3 separate regions of the Homo sapiens genome follow, and all the other regions are linked to region 1. The links are chromatin contacts, found by Hi-C or POLR2A ChIA-PET in ENCODE. All regions are on one chromosome and are shown on one strand. The core of a region is the stretch at or near the end of the contact, and the rest is flanking DNA. Distances in the headings are between cores, read along the strand shown. Region 1 holds the start of NAB2 (NGFI-A binding protein 2). Region 2 holds the start of CTDSP2 (CTD small phosphatase 2). Region 3 holds the start of RBMS2 (RNA binding motif single stranded interacting protein 2).

What was found. A loop is a pair of places that touch in the nucleus more often than their neighbours do. ChIA-PET counts read pairs that join two places held with the same protein, here RNA polymerase II (POLR2A). Pooled maps may share reads with other maps.
Region 2: a loop to region 1 is called in a map of CD4-positive, alpha-beta memory T cell, with 10 times the contacts of the local background. The contact joins the promoter of CTDSP2 here to the promoter of NAB2 in region 1. A Hi-C loop is called at or near these places in 1 of 168 maps with a recorded cell type or tissue (CD4-positive, alpha-beta memory T cell) and 13 of 50 pooled maps. POLR2A ChIA-PET finds 5 or more read pairs at or near these places in 1 of 52 experiments (OCI-LY7).
Region 3: a pooled map shows a loop between it and region 1 (3-fold over the local background). The contact joins the promoter of RBMS2 here to the promoter of NAB2 in region 1. A Hi-C loop is called at or near these places in 8 of 50 pooled maps. POLR2A ChIA-PET finds 5 or more read pairs at or near these places in 2 of 52 experiments (AG04450 and MCF 10A).

Annotation. Positions count from the first base shown.
Region 1 is chr12:57,087,803-57,090,387 of GRCh38, forward strand. It overlaps NAB2 (NGFI-A binding protein 2), which reads left to right and starts at 1,312. Exons shown (of 7, transcript NM_005967.4): 1 at 1,312-1,552. The coding sequence starts at 1,470. It also overlaps a transcript of NEMP1 not described here. RefSeq lists an enhancer at 584-633 and a silencer at 904-1,523.
Region 2 is chr12:57,845,431-57,848,015 of GRCh38, forward strand. CTDSP2 (CTD small phosphatase 2) reads right to left here and starts at 1,299. Exons shown (of 8, transcript NM_005730.4): 1 at 942-1,299. The coding sequence starts at 1,005. RefSeq lists silencers at 121-420, 1,011-1,440, 1,451-1,530, 1,601-1,780.
Region 3 is chr12:56,520,510-56,523,094 of GRCh38, forward strand. It overlaps RBMS2 (RNA binding motif single stranded interacting protein 2), which reads left to right and starts at 1,311. Exons shown (of 14, transcript NM_002898.4): 1 at 1,311-1,580. The coding sequence starts at 1,515. RefSeq lists an enhancer at 1,746-2,489.

The DNA of each region.
Region 1 (2,585 bases), core at 62-2,561:
GGAAACCTCACCTGTGGCCAGTCCGCTCGCTTTCCCCGGCCCCCACCCCCCCTCCTTTCCCTGGGGCTTAGAGTCTATGGGCCGGGCCCTTAGAGCCCCCGCCTCCCCCAACAGCCCTCCCAGCCGTGGGCGGGAGTGCAATGCGAACCAGATGGGGCTAGGAGAAACCAAAGGGGGAGACGGTGGTGGGTTGCAGAGGCGGGGGCTAAGCTCCTTCAAGGCGCTCCTCCTTCCAGCTCCGCCGCAGGAAGTCACGTCGTAGGCTCCCGACCTCTTACTCATCTTCCACTAGACTCTCGGGCGAGGTCCCTAATAGACGGCCCCAGGAAGGGTATCGTCTTTGTCACACAAAATTCCCAGGCAGGGCCTCATCCTCAGCAAACAGAGGACAAGTGGAGGAATCCCTGCCTGACCTACGCGCTGACAAAAGCCGACGCGTCTAATCAACACGCGCACCTAAGTGGTGGCGTGCAGCATAACCCTCCCATTCCTGTTTCCCAAACTTTCCAGGCTAGCATGGAGGCCTGGGTTTCTGAGAGCGACCCCCTCAGATTATTCCATTGGGGCTGAGGAGGGGCGCGGGGATATCTAGGAGATCCCTGCAGAGCCCCACGCTCTCAGGCCCGCCTTAAGTGCACACTATACGGGAGTCAGATGCACGCACAGGAGAAGCCGCACAGCCCAGCCTTCGCTAACTTTTCCCGGCTCACTGCTAACATTCACACGTCCAGCACCACAAGGCCTGAGTATGGGCAACGGGCGTCCCCGTAGTTGTTTAGGCGCGTGTGCACGTCCGTGCGCTTCTGTGTCTTTGTGTACTTGTGCGTGGTTGTGAAACTCCTCTCTCAGCTCGGAGGGGTGGGGGAGAGAAGGAATGTCGCCGGCGGGGCGCTCACGTGGGTACGTGGGCGCCAAGAGGGCCGGCTGTGCATCCGGCGTGGGCGGCACAGAACGACCTCGCCCCGCCCGCTGGGTCCCCAAGCCCGCCCTGCACAGCCGGGCCTCGGTCACCTCGGTCCCCAATTCGGCGCCCCGGCTCTGAATCCCCGCCCCCGCCTCCTGCTCCACACCCCCTCCCCCCCCGTCTCCGCCTCTCCCAGTCTCTAAGCCGCGGCGTCTCCGCGGCCGAGAGGCCCCAGCGCCCGCCTCCCCGGCCCCCGCCCCCACCCCCGCCCCCGGCTCTGCCCACGCCCTCCGCCCGCCAGCCCGGCAGCCAGCGCAGCTCCGGGCCTCGCTCCCTGTGCGTCCTGCGGGGGCGGAGGCGCGGAGAGGCGGCAAGCGCAGCCGGGGAGGGTGGGGGGGCAGAGGCACAGACAGAGGCGCGGAGGCTCGGAGAGAGAAGACGTGGAGGGAGGGACAGAGCCTGGACAGCGGTGGACACGGCATCGTGCGCGGGGAAGAGGGCAGCACGCAGCAGGCGCCGAGCGCCGGGCACCGAGAAGGGCAGCCCGGGTGATCTCCGGCCGTCCATGCACAGAGCGCCTTCCCCCACAGCCGAGCAGCCGCCGGGCGGAGGGGACAGCGCCCGCCGGACCCTGCAGCCCAGACTCAAGTTAGTGGGCAAAGGGAGGCAGCGGGGAGTGGAGATGGGTGGAGCTGGACTTGGGAATGGGGTCCAGAGGGCGGAGGTCGAGGGGAGGACGTGGGGAAGCAGGACGGGGGTGGGGGGTGGAGACTGATGGAAAAGGGGGTGCGTCTTCGAATTAGGGGGCCCTGGGAGCAGGCAAGCATCTGATGAAGCTGGATATGAAAGAGTAGTACCCAAATCTCCATTCCTGGTTTACTCTGTGGGCTCCATCTGGCCTAAGAGCCCCCTGCAAAGAATGTGGGAGCCTCCAAGCACCAGGGGATGCCCTGGAGCTCGAGCTGGCATCAGTGCGGAAGGTGGGGGGACGCTCAGTTGCCTCAGTCCCTCGTTGGCACGGAGCGCGCGGGCCCCCGGTGCCTTTGAGTTAAAGGAGCATCAGCGGGGGAAAGGGGGGGTGACGAGGGAGGCAGGGAGGCCTTAGGCGTTCCTTCCCATATCTGTCCCTTTATTCACAGAGCGGGGAGGGGAGTTTCAGTGTGCAGCCCCTTCATCAAGAGGCCTTGAGCCGCTCCCCCACTCCACTTGAAGATGCGGGTGGAAAATATGGGAGAGGAGAGTAGGCGGGAGCCCCTGGGCGGTTTTCGCCTACAGACGCTACCACTGTGGGAGTGTGTGTGGGCGGAACGGCCCCGGAGCAGAACAATTGCGCCCCTCCCCCTGCCACGGCCCCTGAGCTGAAGGAAAAGGCTGACCGAGGAAGTGGGGAGTGTCACTGCTAGGAGAGGGGCCACTGAGGAGCACTGGGCAGCCTGGAAGGGTGGAGAGGTTCTGAGGGGAGAGAGGAAGCGTGCGTTAAGAATGCTTAACCAGGCCGGGCGGGCCCGGTGGCTCAGGCCTGTAATCCCAGCACTTTGGGAGGCTGAGGCGGGTGGATCACGAGGTCAGGAATTCGAGCCCAGCCTGACCAACATGGTGAAACCCCGTTTCTACTAAAAATACAAAAATTAGCCGGGCATGGTGGCGGGCGCCTGTAATCTCAGCTACTCAGGAGGCTGAG
Region 2 (2,585 bases), core at 49-2,548, 760 kb after region 1:
CCGCCTCACCCCCGCGAGGGCCTGCGGGCCCCCTCGCGCCTCCACCTGACGCTCTGGAAGGCGGGGGCCGCCAGCCGCTGCCCACAGAGAACTCGCACTTTTTCGCTGCGCGATTCAGAACCACGCCGGGTCTGATGCCATCCGGCGAATTATGTAACCAGGGACACCGCTCCCGGGCTAAACAAACGCGGCTCTGTGTGTGCAGCGCCGGCCCCGGGGGAGCGCACCGGGCAGGGAGGGGCTCTGGCCGGGCCTCAGGGTCGGGCTTGTTTGCTCAGCGAAACTGGTCAGAGGCAGCCGGGAGGGAGCCCGACGCCGCCAAGGTCCCGGGGCCTGCGCTGAGCCGGGAACCCGCCACGTCTGGTGCGCCAGGGCCCGGGCCCCTCCCCCACCGCGACCGCCCCCGCCTCCAAGAGGTGAACTTGGTCCCAAGTCCCGCCGGACGCCGTCACCGCCAGCTAGCTGCCCGAACGACCTCGGGCTTGGGGGGGCCTGCAAGTGCTGGACTCCAGTCTCGGTTCCGTTCCACCTGGGGCTCCCTCTGTCACCTTCCTAACCCCTCCCCGCGATCCCGGGGCAGCCGCGCGCGGCGGTGAAGGAAAGTGACGACCCCACCCCCAACTCCGGAGGCGGTGGACGCGGAGTGGCCCAGTGCTTCGAGAGCTACCCCTCCGTCTCTCAGCCCCGAGGGGGAGGGGTTGCGGGACAGGGTGACAGCTGCGCCGAAGACGCCCTTTCCGCTCGGGCGCCGGGATCCCCGTGCAACCCCCACGGAGGTCTGAGTGCCAGCCGGGATGCGGGGGCGGATGGACCGGAGGGGTCCAGTCGGGATCGCTGGCTCTAAGCCCTGGAGGTCAAGGGCCGAGACCTGGGTTCGGGGCTGTGCTAGCCCCCTCCGCGCCCGGGGGCGACGCAAAGTTTTGGGAAGTTGCTGCCCCTACCTTGCTTGGTGAGCACCAGGGCGTCTTCCCTCCGCGCCTGGGTGATGATGGAGCCGTGTTCCATCTAACAATCCCGCGGGCCCGGGCTGGCTGGGCGGGAGGACGGGCGGGCGCGCGGGCTGGGCTGGGCTGGGGGGCCTGGGCGGGGGCCCGCTCCGGCTCCCGAGACTCCGACTTCCACAGCTGTTCACATCCCCCCTCTCGTTTCCTCCCCGGACCGGGAAGGGAGGCGGCCTGTACAAAGGGCGGGCGGCCCGGGCAGCGGCTCCCCCGGGTGCCCCCGGCCCCGATCCCCCAGCGGCAGCTCCGGGCTCCTCAGTTTGGGTCCAACATGGAGAATCCGGAGCGAAAACAAGAGGAGGAAATGGGACACGGGGCGGTTTCCAGGCTCCCCCCTCCCCTCCGTACTCCAGATAAACAACCCGCGGCTGCAGCGCCCACCCCCGCGCGCCTCCCGGCTCTCGACTCGGCCTCTTCACGGCCAGCTGGAGCTTCCCGCTGGGGGCTGCGTCCTAGGCCCTGGGACCCTCCATCTGTGAGCGGCCGGGGCTGCGGACAGTCGGGAGCTTTGCTATTTTGTTACGGAAAAAGCGAATCCTCAAGGGGGGTGGGGTGGCGGGCGGGCAGGCTGGCGGGGGAGACTTGAAACCGTTCCGGTGCTCCGATTGGCTCTCTTGGAGAAAAGGGGCGTGGCCCCTCCTTACTATGCGGTGAGAGGACCTAACAACATTCCAGGCGCCACGGCCACGCCCCCGGGCCACTCCCCCCGCGCCAGACTGCGGCCTCCCAGTCTCCTCGGCCACACCCCCTTCCCAACTATTTAAAAGGCCGCTCCGAAGCTCACGTTCTGGTGCTCTGTGCTGGGGTGTTCTTTTCTCGGAGGGCGCACTCGGGGAAGGTGGAAAGGTTTCCCCCTTCAGGGGTGACCAAGACAAGCCGCTAAGCCTAACCTGACTCCAGCAGGGGATGGGGCGGATCGGAAGTTACCTTACCCCCCTGCTTAGCCCTAGAATCAAGGACGTACCAAGTCACATAAAAGTACAACCGTCGAGGCCAGGCGCGGTGGCTCACGCCTGTAATCCCAGCACTTTGGAAGGCCGAGGTGGGTGGATCACGAGGTCAGGAGTTCAAGACCAGCCTGGCCAAGATGGTGAAACCCCGTCTCTACTAAAAATACAAAAAAATTAGCCGGGCGTGGTGGCGGGCGCCTGTAATCCCAGCTACTCGGGAGGCTGAGGCAAAGACTTGCTTGAACCCGGGAGGCGGAGATTGCAGGTAGCCGAGATCGCGCCACTGCACTCCAGCCTGGGCGACAGAGCGAGACTCTGTCTCAAAAAAAAAAAAAAAAAAGTACAACCTTCGAATCCCGAAAGGGGTGTGTGCGTGTGGGCGGACCTAGGACTCCAGAGTATAAGAGCTGGAACTGACCTCGGGACTGTGTCCCCCAAAACACTGAAAATGAGACCTGAGGTGCTGGGCTTTCCTCACACCCACCGACTTACTCCCATTTAGGCGGCCCCGACTCCGCCCCTCCTCCCTACCTCCCTCATCCTACCCCTCTCTTTTTGCCCCCACAGTCCCAGCTTCCTTTAGATGGATGGAGGTCTCTCGGAGGAGCTTCAGCTTTGTGGACTCAGGCTGCCT
Region 3 (2,585 bases), core at 61-2,560, 570 kb before region 1:
GGCTTTCATTTAACATCCCTATTGCACTTGGATTGGTAGGGGTTACTGGATATCATTCTTAAGTTTTTGGTTTCCTTTCTTGTTAAGGTTACGCCTACAAAGACATTCTTTGGAAACTAGTAGAGGTAAGTGTTGCAACTCTATTAGGTTCTTGACTCTGAAATTTGTATTCCTTCCTAAGAATTTTGTGTTTTTATTCTGTTGAAGCATATGCTTCTTAAGTATTTTTTTTTTTTAAACAGCTCAAAGACAACTCAAAGCAGACATCCCAACTGTAGACTTCAATTTAGACATAAACTCCAGGTTTGGTGAGTTACTGTAATTGTTTCAGTTTCATGGATCTTAAAGATGAGGAAATAGCAGGGTAAAGTGTTAAATAAGATAGCCTGCAATTGTTAGAGAAATAACAAGGCACCAAGTTTCATGATATAGTCCAGTCTGATAATTCCTTCTTAAGTATGAACTCATTCCTCGGAGAATCTGAAATAGGAGTGAGGGGCATCAGCCCATTGGTATGACCCAAGAGAAACACATCTAAGGATCTGAAACTAGTTATACCCCATACTCTGTTTTGCTTAGCTCTGCTCTTTGGTGTGTTCCTCTGTTTGTTCCTTTGTACATTAAGATCACTATAAATGGGCCAGGGGTGGTGGCTCATGCCTGTAATCCCAGCACTTTGGGAGGTTGAGTGGGTGGATCACTTGAGGTCAGGAGTTCGAGACCAGCCTGGCCAAGATGGCGAAACCCCGTCCCTACTAAAAAATACAAAAATCAGCTGGGTGTGGTGGTGGTCACCTGTAATCCCAGCTACTCGAGAGGCTGAGGCAGGAGAATTGCGGAAGGTGGAGGTTGCAGTGAGCCGGATCCGGGATTGCACCACTGCACTTCAGCCTGGGTGACAGACTAAAACTCTGTCTCAAAAAAAAAAAAAAAAAATCACTGTAAGTGTAAAGTAGGGGAAGCCCTGAGCTTATCTCACACACTCTAACTCTGTTTTTTTTTTTTTTTTTTTTTGCGTGTTCTCCAAGGCAATGTCTCAGGAGCCCCTTTAAAATCAAGCTTGAAATCTTATAGCTGAGATCTAAGGGTGGAAATAAAGCCCTCATTGTCTTTATATGAGAATCGGAACTTGTTCATAGAGGAAAGGGGATAAATTTGAAAGGGGTTAGACCTAAGAACTCTTCTTTCTAGCTTTAACTCCTGAGACTATGAAAAACAAACAAAAAAAAACATCTTGGGCATTAGGACCCAGTGGAAGTGCCTCTGCCTCATTCAGACTCTGTTAACTTCTCTCAGTGACGTAAAGGAGCAGCCCGAGCTCATTCTCTGCCCGCAGCCCCCCTTCATCTCTCTCCTCCTGCTCCTTTTCTCCTCCTTTCTCCTCCCCCTCCCTTTTTTCCTCCCTCCCTCTCCCCCTTTCCCTCGCTCCCCTCCTCCCTCCCTCCCCGTCTTTCTTACCCCCTCCCTTTCTCTCTCTCTCTCTCTCTCGCTCGTTCCCTAACATTAAAGAGAAAATGCTGCTATCCGTGACTTCCAGGCCCGGGATTTCGACTTTTGGCTACAATAGAAACAACAAGAAGGTAGGGAAAAGCGCTTTTTTGGTATCTAGCTACTTCTTTTTCTGGGGATCTTGCAATGCCCTTGGTTTTTACATTCTTTTTAAAGAGGGGAAGGGGCTTCCTCTCTCAAGATTCCTAATTCCTCACCGCGCTTCTCCCTTTTCCACTACTGCTTTCTGCATCTTTCCTCAACTGGTTCTGGAGTTCAGGGAACTTTCAGTCTCTGCGAGGCCTGAAAAGACAGGGGAATTAAAAACAAATCAAGCTTGCAAGTTTGTATCCTTATGAAATGAAGTTAGTTTGACTTCCTGCTGATGTATCAATCTCCACAAGGATAATATGTCATTTCAGACCCTGTCCCCCAGTCCACCCCACCCCACAAGATTATTTTATTTTTTGATTAACTGTTTCCATTCTCTCCCCAACCTTCCCTCCTACCCATACCACCAGTAGTATTAGATAGCTGAAATCATAGATAGTCAGAGAAACCACAACAGTTTATCAAGAGCTGGGTATACTCTTCTAGACTACAGATCCTACCCCACCCAGCCTATAGAGAAGGAGTCTTGAGAGACATCGCACCTTGGGATTAAGGCACAGAGCGCTGTGATACTTTGGATCTTGTATTTGAACTGATACTTGGACCTCTGCAGATAGCCAGACTTTGCAGTGATCCTAGGAGTCTTTATGATTAACCCATGGCTGCCAGAGAATTGTGCTGTCCTTGGGCACATGGGGAGAGATGGACAATCTTGTCCATATTTGACAAGGAATATATTTGGCAGTTTCTGGCATTTCAGGGCGCACAGCATACTGATTAGGAGGAATTTCATGCTGTAGCAGGAAGAAGACTCTTTACCCTCTCTTTGTGTTGTAGCTGTTCTTTGAAGAAAAAATGTGACATAGACATTTAGGGAATCTTTTGCTCATCTAATGGAATGTTGGAGGGTGAGGAACGATTCCTGCTGCTTTCTCATGTACCTAATGAGACCATTAGAGGTGGATTTAAACACAAGTGTCTGATCA